Linked DNA regions of Homo sapiens: region 2 is linked to region 1. A link is a contact called in ENCODE Hi-C or POLR2A ChIA-PET data. All regions are on one chromosome and are shown on one strand. The core of a region is the stretch at or near the end of the contact, and the rest is flanking DNA. Distances in the headings are between cores, read along the strand shown. Region 1 has its middle 30 kb from the start of LINC01502. Region 2 has its middle 20 kb from the start of CAMSAP1-DT.

Region 1 (4,045 bases), core at 805-3,304:
AAATCATCACCCAGTCCTGCTCTGGCAGCCGCCGCAGCACCCTGGAAATGCTGATTGTCCCATCTCACGTAACTGTCACAGCTGCTCCCCTAACCACTGTGCTCCCCCTCCCCTGACAGGGACCCCCGTGACCTGGGACAGCCGCCCCACTCCAGCCTGACGTGACCCCGGCTCCGCTAGGCCTCAGCATGGTTTTCTCCCCCATCGACCCCTATCCCTAAACAACTGCATAGATGATTAGCCATAGATTCCGCAGCCTCTGGACACCCTCCCCCTGGGGCTGCCTCTTTCCCAGGCTCGGGGGCCATGTGGCATCCCAAATCTCACAGGTCAGCATGCACCCTGCTGATGGGTTCCGAGTTACCCCCTCCACGGATGGCAGATCTGCCTCCAGGGTTTTCGCAACTTAATTCCGCTGCACAAGTCCAGGGGGGTTCTTTCTTTCTTTCTTTCTTTCTTTCTTTATTTTAATTTTTTTTTTTTTTTGAGACCGAGTTTCACTCTCGTCACCCAGGTTGGAGGCAGGATCTCAGCTCAGTGCAACCTCTGCCTCCCAGGTTCAAGCAACTCTCCTGTCTCAGCCTCCCGAGTAGTTGGGACTATACGTGTGTGCCACCACGCCCAGCTAGTTTTCATACTTTTAGTAGAGATGGGGTTTCACCATGTTGGCCAGGCTGGTCTCGAACTCCTGAGCTCAGGTGATCCACTTGCCTCGGCCTTCAGAGGTTTTCTAACCCTGGTGCTGATCCCTATAGAAGAGCAGGGAATGCAGTGACAAATTAGAAGCAAGTCCAACATTGCAGGCAGCTGGAGCTCCCGGGGCTGGAGCGTGGACAGAATGGATGCCGAGCCCACAGGCAGCCCCCGAGGAGTTTGTCACCTTGAATCCCGAAGGATTTAACTCATACAAAATTCGCCTCACCGGAGGATGTGCGACCCCGGCCGTTGACGTCCCCACGATGGCCACTTGGTGGCGCCCGAGTCCTCTGAGTGCGTGGAAGGGCCCTGGGAAAAATCGGGCCAAATTTTACAGAAATATTGGTGGAAAATGTGACCCAAGAAGTCCAGCCATCCTGCTTTCATCTGCGTTTATGACAGCCCTGGAGGACAGCAACTGTCGGGCAAGACTCGGAAGCCCCACCGAGTGGACCAGGTGGACTTCTACCAGGGAGTCTTTCTGTGGCCCTAACCCTCGTTCTGAGACACCTGCTGTGCCTGAGCCACCCACCCTCACTCTGCAGCCTAAGAGTCGCAGATTCTTCCTAAACCGGATTCTTCCGAGGTAGGCTTTGCTGTCACCGTTGAGCCGGATGTTCGCTGGGTCCATTGACCCGCCCACCAAGGCACAGAGACCATCACCGTGTGAGCTGTGCACGGCGAGCCCGGCTCAGAGGCCGAGAAGCTGAGACTCACACGGTTGCCTCCCGCCCGCTGCACCTGTCCACCACAGCACGCTCAGACCCCGCAAGGGCCTGGGGTGCCTCCGTGGGGATACCTCTGAGATCCCAAAGCGCACCCCTGGCCGTGCATGGGGGACACACTCCTCATGAGGTGGGGGCGTTTGGTAGGGGTTCCCGGGGGTGCCCTGTGCCTGTGGGTCAAGCTAATTTGGAAACGCTGCCACAGCACTGGCCTCCCCATGTCCGTGATGGTGCATTGAAGAAAGCAGCTTCACCCTTGGACACAGGTGGGCGTCATGACCATGACAACCAGCAGGCCAAGGGGGCGTTCGGGGCAAGAGGGATGGCGGACATAGGGCACCTCAGCCTCAGCCCCCAGCAGGCCCAGAGCATACAGCGGCCAGGTGGGTCTCAGCCTCCAGAGTGTTGCTGACTTGCTAATGAGGAAGGAGGAAAGGAGGGAAGCAGGGAGGGAGGGAGAGGGGAGGGAGAGAACTGCCAAGCACACCTGCAAGGCAGGAGGTCTTGAAGGAGAATCCTGTCGGTCCCAGGTCCCGCCTCCCTTCTGGTTCCTTCCGGGGTGACCTGCACACTGGGGTCCCGGCTCCCTTCCCGTGCCTTTCGGGGGTGGCCGGCACGTCCCAGTGCTTTGCTCGCTGTCTCAGCAGAATTCTTTTCAGTTTGTTTATTTTTTCCCACTTGTTTTCAAAAAGGAGTTCTGGCCTGGGTTTTCAGGCCTGTTTGCTATGGAAGAGCAGGTTCCTGGAGCACCGCCAAGGCCCGCTGCCTGGATGGAGGCAGCTTCCACGCGGCATGTTTGGGTGGAAACGTCCAAAGGGAGAATCTGCAGAATCTGGGGCACCTGACACCCGACGCTTCTCGGGCTTTCTGCCCATGTGGCCAGGCTTGGGCCCTGACTGTCTCCCAGGTGACCTCCATCTCTGACCCACCAGCCTGGCCTTGGTGAGTGATAGTGGGGTCCCCAGGGGGCCATGGGTGTCCCCAACACTGCCTGGGCCATGCTGGCTCCTATCCTTCACACCTGGGATGCAGGCCAGTGGCTCCTGATCAGCTCTCGTGTCTCAGGGTCGCCGGTGGCCGTGTTGGCTGGGACATCAGTGTGGCAGGGGAGGGTGATTGGCAACTGTTGGGCCTGCCGCTCCTTGATGAGTGGACCTGGCTCCCTCTGCTCAGAGCCTGTTTCCCCTCTGCCCTCCCCCTGTCCCCGTGGGATTCCCTGGGTGGAAGAGGCAGGACCTGATGGCATAGGCTGGGCATGGGGGCTCACACCTGACATCCTGGCTATTTGGGAAGCTGAAGCGGGAGGATCGCTTCAGCCAAGGGGTCAAAGACTAGCCTGGGCAAAACAGGGAGACCCCATCACTATGTAATTTTTTTTCTGGGGGGATGGAGTCTCGCTCTGTCGCCCAGGCTGAAGTGCAGTGGCACGATCTCGGCTCACTGCAGCCTCTGCCTCCCAGGTTCAAGCTATTCTTCTGCCTCAGCCTCCTGAGTAGCTGGGATTACAGGTGTAGCTGGGATTACAGTCGCCCACCACACCTGGCTAATTTTTGTATTTTTAGTAGAGACGGGGTTTCACCATGTTGGCCAGGCTGGTCTCGAACTCCTGACGTCAAGTGATCGGCCTGCCTCAACCTCCCAAAGTGCTGGGATTACAGGTGTGAGCCACCGCGCCCAGCCTGCTAGTTGTTTTCAGTGAACATGTGTTCTCTCCAGGCCACAAGGGGGTCACCGTTCTGAGGCTGGAGGTGGCAGCCTCACAGGGTCCCCGTGGAACGGCTCCCAGCTGGCCAGGAAGGTGTGCAGATGGGGTGGGGCAGGAATAGCCCACAGCAGAGCAGTGGGGCTTCAGGGACTGGCTGCGGCTGCCACCCCACAGGCAGGCACGGGTCCGGTCTTCTCCTCCTCCACTGGGACCCTGGCCTGCAGAAGGCCCCTTACCACGCCGACAGGGGCCTGTGAAATGCAAACCCAGCTGTATCCAGCAACTACTCCCACCACGCAGGTGAGCCTGGCTTCTGCCCATGGGCCAGGAGCTCACGGGGCCTGGCCTAGCCACTTGGTGACTTCATGGAGCACCACCCACCTTCACTGAGCCCCCAGAGCCCTGGGCCTCTGGGACCCACCCCGGCGGGGCTCGCTCGAGTAGGGGGCTGGGCTGTCGCTGGCTCCGCTGGGTCCCTCACACATGCTGTTCCCACCTCTGGAACACTGTTTCTGACTACTCCTGTCACCTCGCCCCACTCAGAAAGGCGGACAGCTGTCACAGCCCCACCCCCACCTGGGTAGCTCTGTGTGGGGCCCCAGCTGCGCTGCAAGTTCCAGAAGCCTCTATGGACCTCACGCGTGGCCATCTCTCCCCATCCTGGAGGTGCACGCGGTGTGTGCCAGGTGAGCTGATGTCTACAGAGCTGCCACCTGCCACTCTGCTGTCCGCCTGCATCACCAGGTTTCTGGGCCTTTCCTCCCATTTATCCTTCAGATGAACGCAGTCGCTCTCCTCCTTCCCGCCTTTTCTCTACTCCGAAAGCCCCCTTGCTTCAGTGTCTGGGATCTGATGGGTAAAGTCTGATTTCACACTCAGCCCTTTGTGGTACCACAGACCGTGCAAGGCCTGGTTCTGT
Region 2 (4,045 bases), core at 389-2,888, 320 kb after region 1:
CAGCTTGGTGCATGTCAGGTAGAGCCTAGTAGAGCTGTTCTTTTTTGGGGGGGTGGGGGATGGAGTTTCACTCTTGCTGCCCAGGCTGGAGTGCAATGGCGTGATCTCGGCTCACTGCAACCTCCGTCTCCCAGGTTTAAGCAATTAATGGTGAGGGCAGCCACATCATGGAAGTGGTGGGCCCAGCCTGGATAGGAGGGAAGCAGCGAGAGTGTCCGCTGTCTGCGAGGGCCACCCTGGCCCCGGACTCACTCCTGGGTAGGGCCTGTGGGGTCAGACCCCCTCCCTCAGCGAGCCCCAAGGAAGCGTGGGGTCCGACCGCCGCCATCCTGGGACTGAGTTTGGAGGCCTCAGTGCTTGGCTGGCAAGAGCAGCCACCTGGGGACACGGTGATTAATTCAGCATCAGAATGCAAGCGTGGGAGTTTCCAGGAACACTGAGGTTCAGGTCTGGGGGCGGAAGAGAAAAGCAGCTCATTCTCAGAAAGCACTGAGAGGCCGGGCCCTGTGGCTCATGCCTGTAATCCCAGTGCTTTGGGAGGCTGAGGCAGGATTGCTTGAGGCCAGAAGTTCAAGACCAGCCTGGGCAACACAGCAAGACCCCGTCTCTAGAGAACATTTAAAAACTAGCTGTGCGCAGTGGTGCATACCTGCAGTCCCAGCTACCCTGGAGGCTGAGGCGGGAGGATGCTTGAGCCCAGGAGTTGTGGGCTACAATGAGCCGTGATGGCTGCACTGCACTCCAGCCTGGGTGACAGAACGAGACCTCGTCTCTAAAGTAAATACATAAAACCTAAAAACAACGGCCGGTTGTGGTGGCTCACACCTATAATTCTAGCACTTTGGGAGGCTGAGGTGGGCAGATCACAAGATGAGGAGTTCGAGACCAGCCTGGCCAACATGGTGAAACCCCGTCTTACTAGAAATAAAAAAATTAGCTGCGTGTGGTGCTGGGCGCCTGTAGTCCCAGCTCCTCAGGAGGCTGAGGCAGGAGAATGGCATGAACCCAGGAGGCGGAGGTTGCAATGAGCCGAGATCTTGCCACTGCACTCCAGCCCGGGCGACAGAGACTCCGCCTCAAAGAAAAAAAACAAGGAGAGCCCTGCAGGCCCCTCCTTAGGCTGGCCTCAGAGGTCTTCAGTGGCCAGAGGGTGTGAGGATCTGCGGGACGTGCCGACTGGGGCAGCCCCCACCACACCCTGGGATGCACCCTGGCTGGGACCAGTCTCCAAATTCCCCTGCATCCGTCTCAGGCTGGAAAACTCTCCAACAAAGTTGCCTCCAGTCACTGGATGGGAAGCGGCCTCTCAGCTGAGCCGGACCCTCTCTCCTTCAGCTGGTGCTGCAGTGACTCCAAGTGACCAGTGACACCAGGTGTGGCAGCTGCGCACAGCCTTTATCGTGCCGCACTCAAGGGCCCCGGGAAGGGAACCCAGGCAGGGCCCAGTGCCATGGTGGTCTCCACTTCGCCGTGGAGAGAACGGCCAGGTGACCCAACCACAGCGAGGCCTTCAGTGTGTTCCTCACTTCCACCTGTGGCGGTCGCTTCTGGCTGTCACCCTGAGCACATCCATGTGGCCTCTTGGAGTGGCCTCTCCACGTGGCCTAGGCTTCCTGGCAACGCAGCCGCCTCAGGGCAGTGTGACTTCCTGATGGTGGTGACTCAGGACAACAAAAGCGAGAGGCCCTGAGAGTCAGGCGGGCACCACAGGGCCTTGCTGAGGCAGCCGGGGACTCCCGCTCCCTCTGCTGACACCATTGGTGGCCAGTGAGTCAGAGGCAGAGGTGCCAGAGACCCCGCCCGAAGGGAGGAGATCTGAGAGCCTGCAGCCACAGGCTCCTCCAGGACTCGAGCACCGGGGCCGCACAGAGAGCCCTTTCTCTCCTGGGCAGGCCAGGCGGGGATCCCCCAGCGCCCTAACCTGCTCTGTGACCACGGCAATGTGGCCTTGGGGATGTGCCCTGCCTCTCTGGGTTCCAGTGCAGGACTCAGGGCTGGCCACCTGAGAAGCATCTCTAGGACATTCCAAAGCCTGGAACAGGGACAGCATTGTGGCCCTGCTCTGGAAGGCTGCGTGGAAGCCAAGAAGTTGTCCTGGCCTGTCCTGGAGGTGCCTTTGCCCTTGCTTCCTGTCCTTGTCCCCAGGGGCTGCACCCATCCTACTGACTCTGCCAGCAGTGCCAGCCTGGTCCCAGGCACCCTGGAGCTGCTCCATCCCCATTGGGGGCCAAGAGCTGCCGGCCCACACCAGAGGCCCCGGCCACACAGGAGCCACGGGACAGCCGGAAGGGAAGCCAGGAGGCCTTGCTTGGGGAGCTGGGCACACGCCTGGCCTCCCCGTGATGCTCCCCTGGACGACACACGCACGCACACATGCACGCCTGTGCATGCACACAGAGCACACATGCACACACACGCACACCTGTGCATGCAGAGCACACGCACACACACACAAACCTGTGCATGCACACAGCATACACGCATGCACGCCTATGCATGCAGAGCACACATGCACACACATGCACGCCTGTGCATGCACACAGCACACATGCACACACCTGTGCATGCACACACACACATACATGCCTCTGCATGCACACAGCACACACGCACACCTGTGCACGCAGAGCACACACGCACACACACGCACGCCTCTGCATGCAGAGAGCACACACACACACATGCACGCCTGTGCATGCACACAGAGCACACACGCACACCACACCACCACACACACACTTCAAAAACCACACACGGGCGACGCCGCAGGCAGAGTGTACCACAGCCCCGCAGCTGCCACCCCTGCCCTCTGGGAGAGTCCGCTTCCGAGCTCACTTCGAGGAGGATCTTTCTGGCGACAGAGCCAGTGCTGTGGGCGGGAAGGCCCCACCTGACCACACCTCCTGCTCTGTGGCACCTGTGTCCCCGCCACCCCCCAGCCCGAGTAAAATCATTTCTCTAGACTCTGCGGCTGGGCCCTGGAAGTCAGGCTCTCCCCGACCTGCCAGGGCAGTGCCTGCTGCGGCGGAGCCTGGACACCAGGTCTCCTGTCTCCATCCATCTCCACTCAAGGACAGGGGTGCAGGTCCCAGAGCTTTTGTCAGGACTCTGCCAGCTTGCAGAGCCGCTGCGGCCACAGGGCTCATGGTCCCAGGCCTGCTCCACCACGGCCCTCGGCAGTGGCCCTGATCCCTGGCTGTGGCCCTGGTGCCCGAGGCTCACACCAGGGCAGGAACGTGCTCTTGGGTGTGGGTGGGGTCCACTCTGACAGGGACCTGGAAGGGCCCTCACAAGTCTGGGATCCAGGCCCTTGTCATTCAGGAGCCCAGGAGGGGTCAGCCAGGTCCCCAGAGGGGAAGGGGACGTGCCTGGGCTGTGAGGTCCACAGCCTCTGGGTGAAGCAGAGGCCAGCCCAGGATGGGGCTCACAGTTCTCAGGAGCCCGGGAGGTGGCACTGGGAGGGTGGGCATCCCCGCCCACCCCAGAGAGGCCAAGCACAGGGCAGGAGTGTGGCCACACGGCCCAGGGGGCGCATGGCTGCTGAGAGGAAGAGCGCAGTTGCCTGGGGGAGGCTGAGCACGATGCAGGGTGGACAGAGACCCCACTGCTGGGCGAGAGCCAGGCTCATGCCCTGCTGGCGCCAGAGCCTGCCCACAGCCCAGGGGCTGCCTGGGAGGCGCGGGAGGACCACACTTGGGGCCCTACACAGGCTGGGACTCATTCTGAGCCCCTAAGGACAGCTTGTGGGTGAAGGGAGCCCCTCTTGGGAATGTGGAGAAGAGAGTGGGGCACCTGCTGGCCAAAGAAAGCCCTGGGCCCACCCCCAGTTATGTGGGCAGTGACAGTTGGGGACAGGGCACTCAGCCATGCTCCCCGGCGACTGCTGGGTGATGAGCAGCCCAACCGCAGGCCCTGGCCCTGCCAGCCCTGGGCTTAGGCTGAACCCGTCAAAAAGGCCCTGCCTGGCCTTGGAGAGCCCACCGTGCCCTGCGGGGTATGAGGCTGGCAGACCCTTGAGGACCAAGCCAGGAGACATCCCTGGCGG

Evidence for each region. Hi-C counts contacts between places; a loop is a spot of excess contacts on that map. ChIA-PET counts read pairs that join two places held with the same protein, here RNA polymerase II (POLR2A). Pooled maps may share reads with other maps.
Region 2: a map of endothelial cell of umbilical vein shows a loop between it and region 1 (4-fold over the local background). The contact joins two enhancer-like sites. A Hi-C loop is called at or near these places in 2 of 168 maps with a recorded cell type or tissue (endothelial cell of umbilical vein and posterior cingulate gyrus) and 3 of 50 pooled maps. POLR2A ChIA-PET finds 5 or more read pairs at or near these places in 1 of 52 experiments (H1).

What each region holds. Positions count from the first base shown.
Region 1 is chr9:135,603,102-135,607,146 of GRCh38, forward strand. No RefSeq gene overlaps it. Among named protein-coding and RNA genes, the nearest start is that of LINC01502, 30 kb to the left of the region's middle. Within about 2 kb of position 2,055, at least 2 of the 41 ENCODE cell types and tissues checked have a DNase peak (open chromatin) inside an H3K27ac peak, as active enhancers do.
Region 2 is chr9:135,925,338-135,929,382 of GRCh38, forward strand. No RefSeq gene overlaps it. Among named protein-coding and RNA genes, the nearest start is that of CAMSAP1-DT, 20 kb to the left of the region's middle. RefSeq lists enhancers at 458-537, 1,574-1,623. Within about 2 kb of position 1,639, at least 8 of the 41 ENCODE cell types and tissues checked have a DNase peak (open chromatin) inside an H3K27ac peak, as active enhancers do.